3 separate regions of the Homo sapiens genome follow, and all the other regions are linked to region 1. Evidence: read pairs that join two places in POLR2A ChIA-PET (ENCODE). Cell type or tissue: OCI-LY7. All regions are shown on one strand. Region 1 has its middle 3.2 kb from the start of MYO15B. Region 2 overlaps SAP30BP (SAP30 binding protein). Region 3 overlaps RECQL5 (RecQ like helicase 5).

Region 1 (5,000 bases):
ACCCAGGAGGCAGAGCTTGCAGTGAGCTGAGATCACACCACTGCACTCCAGCCTGGGTGACAGCATTTTGTTTGTCTCAAAAACAAAGAAACAACAACAAAAACTTTCCATGCAGAGAAAAGCAAATATTATATTTTTCCCCTTTAGCACAAGTGGTAGCTTATGTAGCTCCGGGGTCTCCACTTTGCCTTTTTCACTTAACAATGTAATCTGGTGATTTCATAATAATACCATAAAAAGCCAGCCTGCCTTCCTCCCTTCTCTCCTCCCTCTCTTCCTTGCAAATAAATGCACCATGGTTGAACCAATTCCTTATTGATGGGTTTCTACATCCAAAGTGGATCCTGGCCAAGTGAGGTGGCTCATGCCTGTAATCCCAGCATTTTGGGAGGCCGAAGTGGGTGGATCACCTGATGTCAGGAGTTCGAGATCTGCCTGGCCAACATGGTGAAACCCCATCTCTACTAAAAATACAAAAATTACCTAGGTGTGGTGGCACATGCCTGTAACCCCAGCTACTCGGGAGGCTGAGGCAAGAGAATCGCTTGAACCCAGGAGGCGGAGATTGCAGTGAGCTGAGATTGTTCCACCCTACTCCAGCCTAGGTGACAGAGCAAGACTCACTCTCTTAAAAAAAAAAAAAAAAAAAAAAAGGTGGATCCTTCCTTCCTCTCATCTTTTGCTTAAGTTACAGCCAATACTGGAATACAATTTCACCAGCATCTGCATAGAATCAACTATAAGTAGAATCGCTGCACCATAGGGCACTTGCATTTGTAATTTTGAGATTTCCAAATTTTTCTCCACAAAGGTTGTGCCGATTTATATTGCCACCAATAATGGGAGACCACCATTCTTTTCCAACACTCTGAAACATGACAAAATTTCAGTGCCACTTTGAGGAAATAAGATCTAGTGTTCAATAGATCAGTGGGATGACTATAGATAACATTAATTGATTGTACATTTCCAAATAGCTAGAAGAGAATTGTTGGGAGAAAAGCTGAGTGTTGGGAGAGAAGCTCAGGCAGGACTTGCATGTCTGCTAGACTTGCTGGCTCCTTGCTTCTAGCACTCCCATTATCTCAAGCAGCTGTATGTTTCTCGTTCACTTGATACACTATTTCCTTTCAACCTCCACATCCTCACCACCTCTTTGAGCACCAATAAATAGCCTGGGCTCCCAGTGCCCAGGGGCCTTCACAGCCTCCACACTCGCGATGGTCCCCTGGTCCCACTTTCTCTCTCAAACTGTCTTTTTCTCATTCCTTTGACTCTGCCGGACTTCATCACCCCCACTACCTGGTGTTGGATCTGATTACCACAACAGAGAATGATTCAAATGCTCCTAGTATTAGAAAAAGAAAAGGTGACAGATACCCCAATTACCCTGATTTGATTATATCAAATTATCACATGTACCCCCAAAATAAGTACATCTAATATGTATCAAAAAAATTTTTTTTAAATAAAATAAAAAAAAAAACTCGGTGCCTCTTTAAGTTCATTTATCTGTGAAAATAAGCAGCTCTCCTGCTCTTAGAGCCACTTTACTTCCTTTTCTGAGACCACTCTCTTCTCATCCTTCCCCATCTCTCTATTTATTGGGTGTGAGAAGGTCTGTTTCTTTTTTGAGACGGAGTCTCGCTCTGTTGCCCAGGCTGGAGTGCAGTGGCGCGATCTCGGCTCACTGCAACCTCTGCCTTCTGGATTCAAGGGATCCTCCCACCTCAGCCTGTAGCTGGGATTACAGGCGTGCACCACCATGCCCTACTAGTTTTGTATGTTTAGTAGAGATGGGGTTTCACCATGTTGCCCAGGCTGGTCTTGAACGCCTGGCCTCAAGTGATCGGCCGCCCTTGGCCTCCCAAAGTGGTGGGATTACAGGTGTGAGCCACCTCACCCGGTCAGGAGTTTCTTGATTATTAGACTGTTAAACCCAGGCAGGATTTGTGAGGCTACTTGAGGGCCCTGGGGCAAGGCAGCTGTGCTGGGGCAGGCTCAGAGGACCCACGATGGAGTCAGATGGGTCGTCCAGGTGGGGCCTGTGACGTGCCCCACAGGGACTCCCATGCCCCCACTGACCGGTTTGCTGTGGCCTTTCCTCACCAGGAGCAGCACCCAGCACAGAGCAGGGGAGGTGACATTCCAGACTGCAGCACTTTCCTTCGGAATGCCCTTGTCAGCCCACGCCTGCCTTGTGCCCATCTCTCTGCACACCTCCTAGAACCAGCCTTAGACATGGTTGCAGCTGTTGCCAGCACCCACATTGCCCGAGAGGGCTGTTCACAGCCCAGAGGCCTGGTTTGAGCAACAAGTTGACAGTGATTTGGCCTTTGCAGCCTGCATTCTCAAGGAGGCAGCCTTCTGGAGAGGGAGGCAGCTGTTAGAAGGACTACGAGCTCACAGGTAACCGCAGCCTGTAGATGTCTGCAAGCTGTACTCCCCTATCGCCAGTTGTGCTGGGGCAAAGGATGATTATAGTCTGAGCACTCGTTTCTCCTGCAAGAAGCAGAACGTGGGTGAGGTATTCACCCGGTGGATTAGTACACAGCATTGAGAACTGTCTACAGCTGTCAGCAACAATGTGGATAATCTTGCAAGCATAATGGTGAGTGAAGGAAGCCAGGCATGAAAGAGCATCCACTGCGTTCTATTTATATAAAGTACAAAAACAGGCAAAGTGATCTACAGAGTGGTCCCTCCAGGGTCAGTAGTGACTCAAAGGAGACACAAGGGAAGCTCTGAGATATGGGTGATGCGTTTGTTCAGTTTGTGGGGATTTGCTGAGTCGTTCTCCTATGACTTGTGCACTGTTGGTTTGTATCTTTTTTTTTTTTTTTGAGACGGAGTCTTGCTCTGTTGCCTAGGCTGGAGTGCAGTGGTGCGATCTCGGCTCACTGCAACCTCCACCTCCTGGGTTCAAGTGATTCTCCTACCTCAGCCTCCTGAGCAGCTGGGACTACAGGTGCACACCACCACTCCCGGCTAATTTTTGCATTTTTAGTAGAGACGGAGTTTCACCATATAGGCCAGGCTGGTCTCAAACTCCTGACCTCGTGATCCACCCACCTCGGCCTCCCAAAGTGCTGGGACTACAGGCATGAGCTACCGCACCCAGCCTGGTTTGTATCTTATAGCACAGTGGGCTGGGCATGGTGGCTCACAAATGTAATCTCAGCACTTTGAGAGGCTGAGGATTGCTTGATCCCGGAGTTCCAGACCATCCAGAGCAACACAGCAAGACCCCATCTCTACAAAAAATTTTCAAAAATTAGCTGGAGGCCAGGTGCAGTGGCTCATGTCTGTAATCCCAGCTCTTGGGAGACTGAGGTGGGCAGATCACTTGAGGTCAGGAGTTCGAGACCAGCCTGGCCAACATGGTGAAACCGTCTCTACTAAAAATACAAAAATTAGCTGGGTGTGGTGGCACATGCCTGTAATCTCAGCTAGTCAGGAGGCTGAGGCAGGAGAATCGCTTAAACCTGGGAGGCAGAGGTTGCAGTGAGCAGAGATTGCGCCACTGCACTCCAGCCTGAGTGACAGAATGAGACTCCGTCTCAAAAAAAAAAAAAAAATATTAGCTGAGCATGGTGGCACACGCCTGTAGTCCCAACTACTTGGGAGGCTGAGGTGGGAGTATTGCTTAAGTCTGGGAGATGGAGGCTGCAGAGAGCAGTGATTGTGCTACTGCACTCCAGCCTGGGCAACAGAGCAAGACCCTGTCTCAAAAACCAAAACCAAAACCACAAAAAAAATTAAAACAGCATAGAGAAAGAGCTCAGTTTTTTTTTTTTTTTTTAGACGGAGTCTTATTCTGTCACTCAGCTACTCCCGAGTAGCTGGGACTACAAGCGCATGCCACCGTGCCCAGCTAATTTTTTGTATCTTTAGTAGAGATGGGGTTTCACCACGTTAGCCAGGATGGTCTTGCCCTCCTGACCTCATGATCCGCCCGTCTCGGCCTCCCAAAGTGCTGGGATTACAGGTATGAGCCCCAATACCCGGCCAGAGAGCTCAGTTTTGCCCTGGACAAACAATAACGATAATAGTAGCAGATAGCTAGCACCTCAGGGCTTCTTATGCTCAAGGCATGCCATAAGCCCTTTTTTTTTTTTTCTGAGACGGAATCTCGCTCTGTCGCACAGGCCGGAGTCCAGTGGTGCGATCTCAGCTCACTGCAAGCTCCGCCTTTTGGGTTCACGCCATTCTCCTGCCTCAGCCTCCTGAGTAGCTGGGACTACAGGCGCCCACCAATACACCCGGCTAATTTTTTGTATTTTTAGTAGAGATGGGGTTTCACCGTGTTAGCCAGGATCTAAGCACTTTTCTGTGAATTTATTTAATCCTGAGAGCACTGTAAGAAGAAGGTGCTATGAGGATGTTCATTCTAGGGATGATACCACGGAGGCACACACCTAGGGACTGTCAGAGCGGGGATGCCAGCTCAAGCAGTCTGGCTCCAAAGGCCCAGATGGAGAATGGGTGTGGGAGAAGTATCAAAAAAAATTACAACACGTTTAGTTAAAAGATCTTCAATGGCAGGCTAGGCGCGGTGGCTCACACCTGTAATCTCAACACTTTGGGAGGCTGAGGCAGGGGGATCACCTGAGGTCGGGAGTTCAAGACCAGCCTGATAACATGGTGAAACCCCGTCTCTACTAAAAATACAAAAATGAGCCGGTTGTGGTGGTGTGCGCCTGTACTCCCCGCTACTCAGGAGACTGAGGCTGAAGAATCACTTGAACCCGGGAGGAGGTTGCAGTGAACTGATATCACACCAGTACACTGCAGCCTGGGCGACAGAGCGAGACTCCATCTAAAAAAAAAAAAAAAAAAACTTAACTGGCTTTTACTTGTGATTCTAGAATCAGGCAACACCTCATTCTATAAAATAGAATTATATAAAATTGAATGTTCTTACCAGCTGAGCAGAGGAGCCTACCTTTATAGACAGAAAAGGAGTGAGGGAAACAGACACAGAACAGAAAGCACATGGG
Region 2 (5,000 bases), 100 kb before region 1:
GGGAGGCGCGCCTGGAGGACTGCCACACCAACTTCAGGTTGCAGTCATAAATCAGCGGCTCTATAGAGACTGCCGCAGTCATAAATCAGCAGCCCTATAGAGACTGCCAGTCTCTCAGGGGACCAACAATCCCTTTGTAGCAGTGACTCTCAGGAAACCAGTGTTCAAGAGTGTTAGTAACAATACATGGGACTGTAAAATGCCCTCACATTTTCCCTCTAGAGAACAGCTTTCTGGGTGCTGATTGTAGGAAAACATCAGCTCCTCCCTCACCCGCCAGCTGGCTGATCATACAGGGACTGACCATTCGTTAACTCTCCCTCCAGCCCCCACTCACCCTTCCCCAAGGCTCCGCACCATACCACACCCACCCCTTCTCATGGACTCAACTGCAGAGGCCCAATCCCCACACAAGGAGTCTACCATGTCTACCCCAAAGCCACAGGAAGTTAGTCACCAAACATGCAATGGCTCTTCAAGGGGAAACACACTTGCCACTTCAGGGCCTCCTTAGGTAAAGTAAGAGGCCAGGAGCCTCCCCGTGGCTTCTTGTGGCTTTTGTGAACCTGGAGATGGAAAGGAGTGTGGGGTGTGTGTGCTGCCAGGCTCAGCTGAGGTTGTTGAGTCACGTCTCTGGAAGAAAAGAGATGATGGGGCAAAATCACAGGAAGTATTTTATCCCTTTATTTTATTTTTTTCCTTTAGGTTGGCTCTTCAGTTCCCCCTAAATTATTCCTTCTACGCCTAAGAAATAAATAAACTGGGTAGTTGGGTTCCAATTTGCCAACTAGTCTGGTCTTTGCTTTTCTACCCTCTTAGTACAAAAAAAGGGCATGGCATGCCCAGAGTACACCCTCAACTCGCAACAAGAGGACTCTCATTCAGTCCTGAACCTGAGGCCCACAAACAAGGCCCACCCAGCTTCCCAGCAGCAGAATCCAGCTCCATGAGCCTTCCCACCCTCAGTGCCTCTGAACAAAGTACTGACCAATGGACCACAGACCCAACTCCAAGTTCAAGAAGATTCTCCTGCCTTACGAGGACCCATTAAACCAAATGCATGAAGTAGCCTGGCCAGCTCAGAAGCCATATAAGCGTGCACGCTCAGGAGGAGGCCAGCGCTGCTGCACTAGGGTCTCCTAAGAAGACTGTGCTGTCTGTGTTGGTTCAGATTCCCATTGGTGTCATAGGCACCCTTGGGACCTACAAGGCTCTGGAGAATCAATCTGGGAATCTGCCTCCTGCTGGCTATACCTTATCATGTTTAGAATGTGATTCTTCTGCCCTCTGAGTCCAACAAGCTGGGCCATGAGCTTGCTGAGCCCTGGGTGCCTCTGTCACTGTGCCGAGCTTCTCCTAAAGAAGAAAGACAACAACCTAAGTTCTCTGGATCCTAAAGTGCTCGCTTGGTCAGGCGCAGTGGCTCACGCCTGTAATCCCAGCACTTTGAGAGGCTGAGGTGGGCCTGACTGCTTGAGTCCAGGAGTTTGAGACCAGCCTGTAGTCCTAGCTACTTGGGAGGCTGAGGAGAGATCACCTGAGTCTGGGAGGTCAAAGCTGCAGTGAGCTATGATCATGCCACTGCACTCCAGCCTGGGTGACACAGGGAGACCCTGAAATACCCCAGAGCTGCTTTTTAGTACCATTTACACACAACCATCCACTGAATCAAGTTTCATCCAATAAAAGTGACCTCTATTCAAACAGTAATGATATGCCTCTATAACGACCTCCACCACAGGGAGGACAGGCCTAAAGAGATGCCCTCTTACCAGTCATGTCTCAGATAGGAGGTATTTAGTATGAAAAATGGACCAAGCACCCATGACAGTTATCATGGAAGCCAGCCATGTGTCAGAAAAAACATGTGATGAACGATTTATTTTATAATTTAAAAAAAAGTATTTTATTTTAGATTTGGTGGTATATGTGCAGGTCTGTTACATGGATATATTATTGTGTAATGATAAGTAAGGTTTGGGCTCCCAGTGTACCCATCACCCAGAAAGTGAACACTGTACCCGGTAGGTAATTTTTCATTCCTCACCTCCCTCCCATTGAAATCTTTTAATTGATAGAAGTCACCTCTCGCCCACTGAAATATTTTAAATGACAGAATTAAGGAGACGGAAGAAAGGCTCGATTATTAAACTGCCAGTCGTTCAAGGCACTGGTGTTAAACCACCTGCTCTGGGGGAGATTCTCACTATGCCCTTAAAGAGGCAGGAAGCGGAAAGAAGGGCTGTGAGGATACAAGCAAAAAGCAACAAGAAAGCACTGTTCATCTCTTCCCCGCCAGCAGCGTTTTGAAATGCACAGGAAACACCTGTCTTGACTCGTATGAATCCACCCACTGGCCTTCAGGTAGAAATTCTCAGTTGGTTAAAGTAATGAGCTCATCCTGGATGTCTAGTCACCAGGCATCTGTCTACATCAGCCAGAGGGCATGGAACCCGCAGCCCAGAGACATGAGCAACAACACACAGCCAGAACAGGCTGAGGGCTTTTCACCCAGTTCCTAAGGAAGGTGAAAACAAAGCACCTCACCTAGGAAAGGAAGGCTGCTCCTGGGAGAAAAGACTAGGCCCACCTCTTCAGCCCCCTCATTCAATTCCAATCAAGACACAAGGAAAAACAGGCTGGGGGAGTTGGGAGGCTGAGGTGCGCAGATCACTTGAGGCCAGGAGTTTGGGACCAGCCTGGACAACATGGTAAAACCTCCTCTCCACTAAAAATACAAAAATTAGCCGGGCATGGTGGTGCATGCCTGTAATCCCAGCTACTTGAGAGGTGGAGGTTGCAGTGAGCCGAGATTGCGCCACTGCACTCCAGCCTGAAAGAGCAAGATTGTCTCCAAAAAAAAAAAAAAAAGATACAAGGAAAAACGAAAAGACAAAAACAAAAGCCAAGTTAGAAAACAGAAAGGAGGAAAGAGGAAGTATGGTTTAAACGCTGAGCTGGTGGAGGACACCAATCTGAGCCGAGGTCTCCTCCTCTGCCTGCACCCCTCATCCACCCAGACCCCACCTGAGACTAAAGGCCCAACAACCAGAGCAGGAGGCGGCTGCGGCACACTGGGCGCTGTCCCTGGAGAAGAATAGTGATCTCAACCTGCCAATTTGGTTTCTTAACCAACTGTGACTGAGACTTGGAAGATGCAACTGTAGGTCAGTGGCAGGGGCCTGGTTCTCAAGAATTACAGAACCTGGAATATGGTTCCTCCTGCAGAGAATACAAAAGTCCAGCCATTGATGAAGCTGACTGGAGCGCAGGAAGGAAGTAACAACAATATAGACCCACGAAACTGGACAAGCTGCCATTTGAGCTGGGAGGATTTACTCAGCAGAGAAGTACCAAGTCCTGAGTAAGAGAATGGAGGTTTATTTACAGCCAACAATGCTTCCTCAATCCTTCCTGGAACCGGCCCCACAAAGCTCCAGTGTCAAACTTGAGTTCCACAAAGGCAGCCGCCAGCATCTAGATCCCACCAAATCTAAACGTCATGTTTTCTTTCCAGCTTCGGGAGTAGCGGGCACAGAGAAAGCACTCTGAACAGGGGCACAGGGCAGCCAGCCCCGAGGCCACAGGCAAGAATGCTACAGACTGGGGGTTTCCTGTTGGGCAATGTAATCTTGCATCTTACAAGTACGTGGCAGCTAGGGAGGCAGATTAGTAAAATGACTCCTTTCAAACCTTTATTCTCTCAGACCTGGGACAGCCCATGGCCTGATGAGATCTCACTTCACGAGCACAATAGCTCCTTAAAAACAGATCCTCACTGTGGCCCACGAGCCTTGAGGATTCCCTGCTGCCCATTTCAGCCTCTTCCTCCCCTTTCTGCACCCAGGATCTTTGCAATGCCTGCTCCCTGAAATCACCTTCTCCCCACTCCTGCCTAGAAAGCCCCGTGTAGGCCTCAGCCCAGCCCAGGGAAGCCTTCCTCTACCCTCATGCTCACCTGGCCGATGAAGACAAACTACTCTACTCTGTGTACTCACAAAAATCACCAAGTCTAATAGTCAGCCTGGTCCACAGAAGGTGCTCAAGCACTGACCTCTCTCTGTCTCTCTCACACACACACACACACACACACACACACACACACACACCCCAAACACTGTCAGTTTGTCTTCTGTCAAGTTTAGGTTCCACACCTACCTTCAGCTGTTATGTTTTAACTTCAGACTCCCAGCCTGGTCAACTCCACAGTGAGTTTCATGTGTAGATTCACTAGAAATGTCAGACGGACAGGCAGCAGAAGAGCAGCTAACAAAAGGGCTAGGCTTGCAATAAAAGTCTGCCAAGGGGCAGGAGAAGGTGGGGAGGGGACACCAACGCTGAATTACAAAAAAATTTCAAACCCAATTCTTTGTTCATCTTTCTGCATCATCTTTTTTTTTTTTTTTTTCCTGAGACAGGGTCTCACTCTGTCACACAGGCTGGAGTACACTGGCGCAATCATAGCTCATTGCAGCCTTGACCTCCTGGGCTCAAGCAATTCTCTTGCCTCAGCCTCCCAAGTAGCTGGGATTACAGGCATGCACCACCATGGCTGGCTAATTTTTAAATTTTTTGTAGAGATGGGGTCTCACTATGTTGCCCAGGCTGCTCTTGAACTCGTAGGCTCAAGCAATCCTCCTGCCACAGCCTCCCAAAATGCTGGGATTACAGGTGTGAGCCACCACATCTGGCCCTGCATCCTCTTTCCGAACACTGGGCCTAATGCTCCTAAATCCTAAGACAAAAATAATTACTGTATAGTTAATTCATTTATTTTTTCCACAGATAATTTATTGAGCATGATTTATACACCAAGCAATGGGCCAAGCATTGAGGATAAAATATGAAAACTCAATCTAGGGGAATAAGTTTAGGTATTATGCTAAGCTCTTCAATTAAGAATCTCATTTTTCACAACAGTCCCATGAAACTGTGCTCTTAACCATCAGGCAATACAGCTGCTTCAGAACAACTGCTATGCCATCCTCCAGAAACCCTCT
Region 3 (5,000 bases), 73 kb before region 1:
TTGAAAGAACACCGACTTCAGAATCAGAGTTCGAACCCTGGGTATGCTGCCAGGTGTAGTGGTTCACACCTATAATTCCAGCACTTTGGGAGGACCAGATGGGAGGATTGCTTGAGCCCAGGAGTTCGAGACCAGCCTGGGCAACATAGCAAGACTCCATCTCTATAAAATTAAAAATTAGCCAGGTATAGTGGCATGTGCCTGTAGTCCTGGATACTTGGGAAGCCGAGGTGGAAGGATTGCTTGAGGCCGGGGGTTGAGGCTGCAATGAGCTGTGATTGTGCCACTGTACTCTAGCGTGTGCAACAGAGCAAGACCCTGTCTTGAAAAATAAAAAACAAGGCCGGGCACAGTGGCTTATGCCTGTAATCCTAGCACTTTGGGAGGCCGAGGCAGGCGGATCATGAGGTCAACAGATTGAGACCATCCTGGCTAACATGGTGAAACCCCGTCTCTACTAAAAATACAAAAATTAGCTGGGCATGGTGGCGCCCACCTGTAGTCCCAGCTACTCAGGAGGCTGAGGCAGGAGAATCGCTTGAACCCGGGAGGTGGAGGTTGCAGTGAGCTGAGATCACTCCACTGCACTCCAGCCTGGTGACAGAGCAAGACTCCATCTAAAAATAAAATAAAATAAAAAACAAGCAAAATAAATAAAATGAATCCTGGGTCTGTGGTATCTTGTTAAGAGCCAGTTTTGAAGGCAGACACCCCTAGGCCCAAATTCTAGCTCTGCTGACCCTTTACTGTGTAACCTTGTACAAATTTACCTTTCTGAATCTCATATTCTGGAGAATGGGCTACCTCACATGATGGTGACTAACAATTAAATGAGACATATATAAACTGGCACATAGGAGGTATTTAATAAATATTATTCCTTTCCCTCTCCAAAGAAGTTATAAATAACTTATTCAAATTTGCATAGCTCATAAGTGGCAGAGCCTCATTTTGTTTCTTTAGGTCCAGTATTTTTTCCACTGGGCCCTGGCTGAGTTTTTTGGCCCCTCATATGTGCTGGATTTGCCCCCCCTTAACTCCTGCTGTGGCCTCTAAGCTGGGCTGCTTCTAGAAGGGAGACGTGCTGATGGGCTACAGGTGTCTTAACTATTCTAACTCTGGGACTATCCCTCTCCCTCCCTATCTGCTGGCCTCCCTGCTCTCCTAGTCATGATTACTCCTCCAAAGGACACTCAGCTTCTCCACCATCTCATGCTGCTTGTCCCTTTGGATCCTACAGGTTTGTCGCCCATTGGAATATTGCCAAGTCTATGGCTGGGTACTACCAGGAGTCTGGCCGGGCTGGCAGGGATGGGAAGCCTTCCTGGTGCCGTCTCTATTACTCCAGGAATGACCGGGACCAAGTCAGCTTCCTGATCAGGAAGGAAGTAGCAAAACTCCAGGTAAGGCTTGGGCAGTAGAAGGTCTTTCAGTCTGACCCACCACTCTCCAGTTTTGTGAAGCTGATTTCTGAACTCTGATGATGCTTGTGTAAGCTAGAGGAGGCTGCTCCCAACCTGTAAGTATAGCAAAGGGAAATGGCGTATTGGTTAGGTAGGCAGCTTACAACAAGCTAGGTTAGACTTTTTCTTTCTAAATATTTAAATATTTAAATTATCTTAATACTAGCTTTTTTTCTTTTTTCTTTTTTTTGAGACAGAGTCTCACTCCGTCGCTCAGGCTGGAGTGCAATGGCATGAACTCGGCTCACTGCAACCTCCGCCTCCCGGGTTCAAGCGATTCTTCTGCCTCAGCCTCCTGAGTAACTGGGATTACAGGTGCATGCCACCATGCCCAGCTAATTCTTGTATTTTTAGTAGAAACAGGGTTTCACCATGTTGGCCAGGATGGTCTCGATCTCATGACCTCGTGATCCGCCTGCCTCGGCCTCCCAAAGTGTTGGGGTTACAAGCATGAGCCACTGTGCCCACCTTTTTTTTTTTTTTTTTTTTTAAGAGACAAGGTCTCTCACTGTCACCCAGGCTAAAGTGCAGTAGCATAGTCATGGTTCACAGCAGCCTCTAACTCCTGGCCATAAATAATCTTCCCACCTTGAGTAGCTGGGACCACAGGTGTGTGCCACCACGCCCAGCTAATTTTTTTTTCAGTTTTTGGCAGAGATGGGGTTTCACTATGGTGCCCAGACTGGTCTCATGACTCCTGGGCTCAAGTAATCCTCCTGCCTCAAACTCCCAAACTACTGAGATTACAGGTGTGAGCTACTGCTCCCGGCCTTAATATTGTCTTTTGTGTACATGTTATTTTATGTGGTCAAGATCAGTACTGCCTTGTTTCTTTTGTTAAAGAGATGGGGTCTCTCTGTGTTGCTCAGGCTCAAGTGCAGTGGTGATTCACAGGCGTAATCATAGCACAGTATACCCTCGAACTCCTGGGCTCGAGTGATCCTCCTGCCTCTGCCTCTCAAGTCGCTGGGACCAGAGGCATGTGCCACTGCACCTGGCTTAATCTTCCCTTGTTTTTTGTTTGTTTGTTTTGTAGAGACGAGCTCTTGTTATGTTACCCAGGCTGGTCTCAAACTCCTGAGCTCAAGTGAGCCTCCCACCTTAGGCTCCCAGAGTGCTGGGATTACAGGCGTGAGCCACCGTGTCCAGCCTATAAGTACTTATTTCTAATCTCTGCCAAAATGACAATAAAGGGGCCGGGCGCGATGGCTTACGCCTGTAATCCCAGCACTTTGGGAGGCCGAGGCGGGTGGATCACGAGGTCAGGAGATCAAGACGATCCTGACTAACACGGTGAAACCCCGTCTCTACTAAAAATACAAAAAATTAGCCGGGCGTGGTGGCGGGCGCCTGTAGTCCCAGCTACTTGGGAGGTTGGGGCAGGAGAAGGGCGTGAACCCAGGAGGCAGAGCTTGCAGTGAGCCGAGATCACGCCTCTGCACTCCAGCCTGGGGGACAGAGTGAGACTCTGTCTCAAAAAAAAAAAAAAAAAAGACAATAGAAGGATAAATATACATAAATTCGCAAGGATAATGAAAGTAGGAGAGAAGACAACAGCAGGTAGAAATGACAACACATTGTGCCTAGAAACACAAAAACCCTACTAGAAATCTACTCAATCATAAGAAAATCTGGCAAACTGGTTGAATATAAGAGAAATAGTTTAAAGATCAGTAGCTTTTCTCTAGTCAGATGAGAGCCAAGGAAAAAAAAAATCAGTAGCTTTTCTCCACATTACCATAAATACCTAGAAATAGAAACAAAAAAAAAACTTAATTTACAACAATAAAACTTATAAAATACTTAGGAATAAGTGTTACAAGCTGTTAACACGAGTTTTTTTCAAAAAGCTCCCCAGTAGGCTGGGTGCGGTGGCTCACGCCTGTAATCCCAGCACTTTGGGAGGCTGAGGCGGGCAGATCACCTGAGGTCGGGAGTTTGAGACCAGCCTGACCAACATGGAGAAACCCCGTCTCTACTAAAAAAATGCAAAATTAGCCAGGTGTGGTGGCGCATGCCTGTAATCCCAGCTACTTGGAAGAGGCTGAAGCAGGAGAATGACTTGAACCCACGAGGTGGAGGTTGTGGTGAGCCGAGATCGCGCCATTGCATTCCAGCCTGGGCAACAAGAGTGAAAGTCGGTCTCAAAATAAACCAAAAAAAGCTCCCCAGTTGCTTTGAATATATGGCCAGGGTTGACAACCACTGATTTAGATGAAGAAAACTAAAATCTCACCAAGAGAAAACAAGCTCTGGGGCCAGGAGCAGTGGCTCTTGCCTGTAATCCCAGCACTTTGGGAGGCCAAGGCAGGCAGATCACCTGAGGTTAGGAGTTCAGGACCATCCGGCCCAACATAGTGAAGCCCGTCTCTAACAAAAAAAATACAAAAATTAGCCAAGCATGGTGGCACACACCTGTAGTCCCAGCTACTGGGAAGGCTGAGGTGGGAGAATCACTTGAACCTAGGAGGTTGAGGTTGCGGTAAGCTGAGATCATACCATGGAGTGGAGGACGCACTCCAGCCTGGGCGACAAAGTGAGACCCTGTCTCAAAATAAAAATAAAAATTAAAAAGGCCAGGTGCGGTGGCTCACGCCTGTAATCCCAGCACTTTGGGAGGACGAGGTGGGCAGATCACGAGGTCAGGAGATCAAGACCATCCTGGCTAACATGGTGAAACCCCATCTCTATTAAAAATACAAAAATATTAGCTGGGCGTCGTGGCGGGCGCCTGTAGTCCCAGCTACTCGGGAGGCTGAGGCAGGAGAATGGCATGAACCCGGAAGGCGGAGCTTGCAGTGAGCCCAGATTGCACCACTGCACTCCAGCCTGGGTGATAGAGCGAGACTCTGTCTCAAAAAAAAAAAGGCCAGGCGCAGGGGCTCATGCTTGTAATCCCAGCACTTTGGGAGGCCAAGGCGAGCGGATCACTTGAGGCCAGTAGTTCGAGACCAGCCGGCCAACATGGTGAAACCCCGTCTCTACTAAAAATACAAAAATTAGCCGCGCGTGGTGGCGGGCTCCTGTAATCCCAGTTACTCGGGAGGCTGAAGTAGGAAAATCGCTTGAACAAAGGATATGAAAAGCAAATAATATGAAAAGAAAGTTCCCAGAAAAATTTATCAAATGACATGTTTAAAAATGTTAGGCTGGGTGAGGTGGCTCATGCTTGTAATCCCAACACTTCGGGAGAATGACATGGGAGGATCTCTTGAGGCCAGGAGTTTGAGTAGTTTGGGCAATGTAACAAGACTTTATCTCTACAAAATATTTAAAAATTAGCTGGGTGTAGTGGTATGCACCTGTAGTTCCAGCTACGCAAGAGGCTGAGGTGGGAGGATCACTTGAGTCCAGGAGGTCAAGGCTGCAGTGAGCTGAGATCATACCATTGCACTCCAACCTGGGTAACAGAGTGAGACCCTGTTTCAAAAACTAATAATAATAAAAAAAATTAGCTGAGCATGGTGATGTGCGCCTGTAGTTCTAGCTACTCAGGATGCTGAGCTGGGAGGATTGCTTGAGCCTAGGAATTCAAGG

The links. Peaks named below come from ENCODE experiments on the same cell type or tissue, not always from the same donor. Only the 100,000 strongest peaks of a DNase experiment are listed, where the experiment ranks them.
Region 2: POLR2A ChIA-PET joins it to region 1 with 5 read pairs; 2 of 35 experiments call an interaction of 5 or more read pairs at or near these places.
Region 3: POLR2A ChIA-PET joins it to region 1 with 6 read pairs; 4 of 35 experiments call an interaction of 5 or more read pairs at or near these places.

The regions. Positions count from the first base shown.
Region 1 is chr17:75,582,053-75,587,052 of GRCh38, reverse strand. No RefSeq gene overlaps it. Among named protein-coding and RNA genes, the nearest start is that of MYO15B, 3.2 kb to the left of the region's middle. In OCI-LY7, no CTCF peak of the experiment used is centred here; a DNase peak (open chromatin) is centred at 2,632.
Region 2 is chr17:75,687,027-75,692,026 of GRCh38, reverse strand. All of the region lies in intron 3 of SAP30BP (SAP30 binding protein), which reads right to left. Among named protein-coding and RNA genes, the nearest start is that of SAP30BP-AS1, 4.7 kb to the right of the region's middle. RefSeq lists enhancers at 2,891-3,390, 3,391-3,892. In OCI-LY7, no CTCF peak of the experiment used is centred here; DNase peaks (open chromatin) are centred at 2,296, 3,006 and 3,636; H3K4me3 peaks cover 2,800 bases; H3K27ac peaks cover 4,646 bases.
Region 3 is chr17:75,654,701-75,659,700 of GRCh38, reverse strand. It overlaps RECQL5 (RecQ like helicase 5), which reads left to right. Exons shown (of 20, transcript NM_004259.7): 7 at 1,241-1,403. It overlaps LOC107985013 (a long non-coding RNA gene), which reads right to left. Exons shown (of 3, transcript XR_001753017.1): 3 at 843-1,517. Among named protein-coding and RNA genes, the nearest start is that of RECQL5, 10 kb to the left of the region's middle. In OCI-LY7, no CTCF peak of the experiment used is centred here; no DNase peak of the experiment used is centred here; H3K27ac peaks cover 426 bases.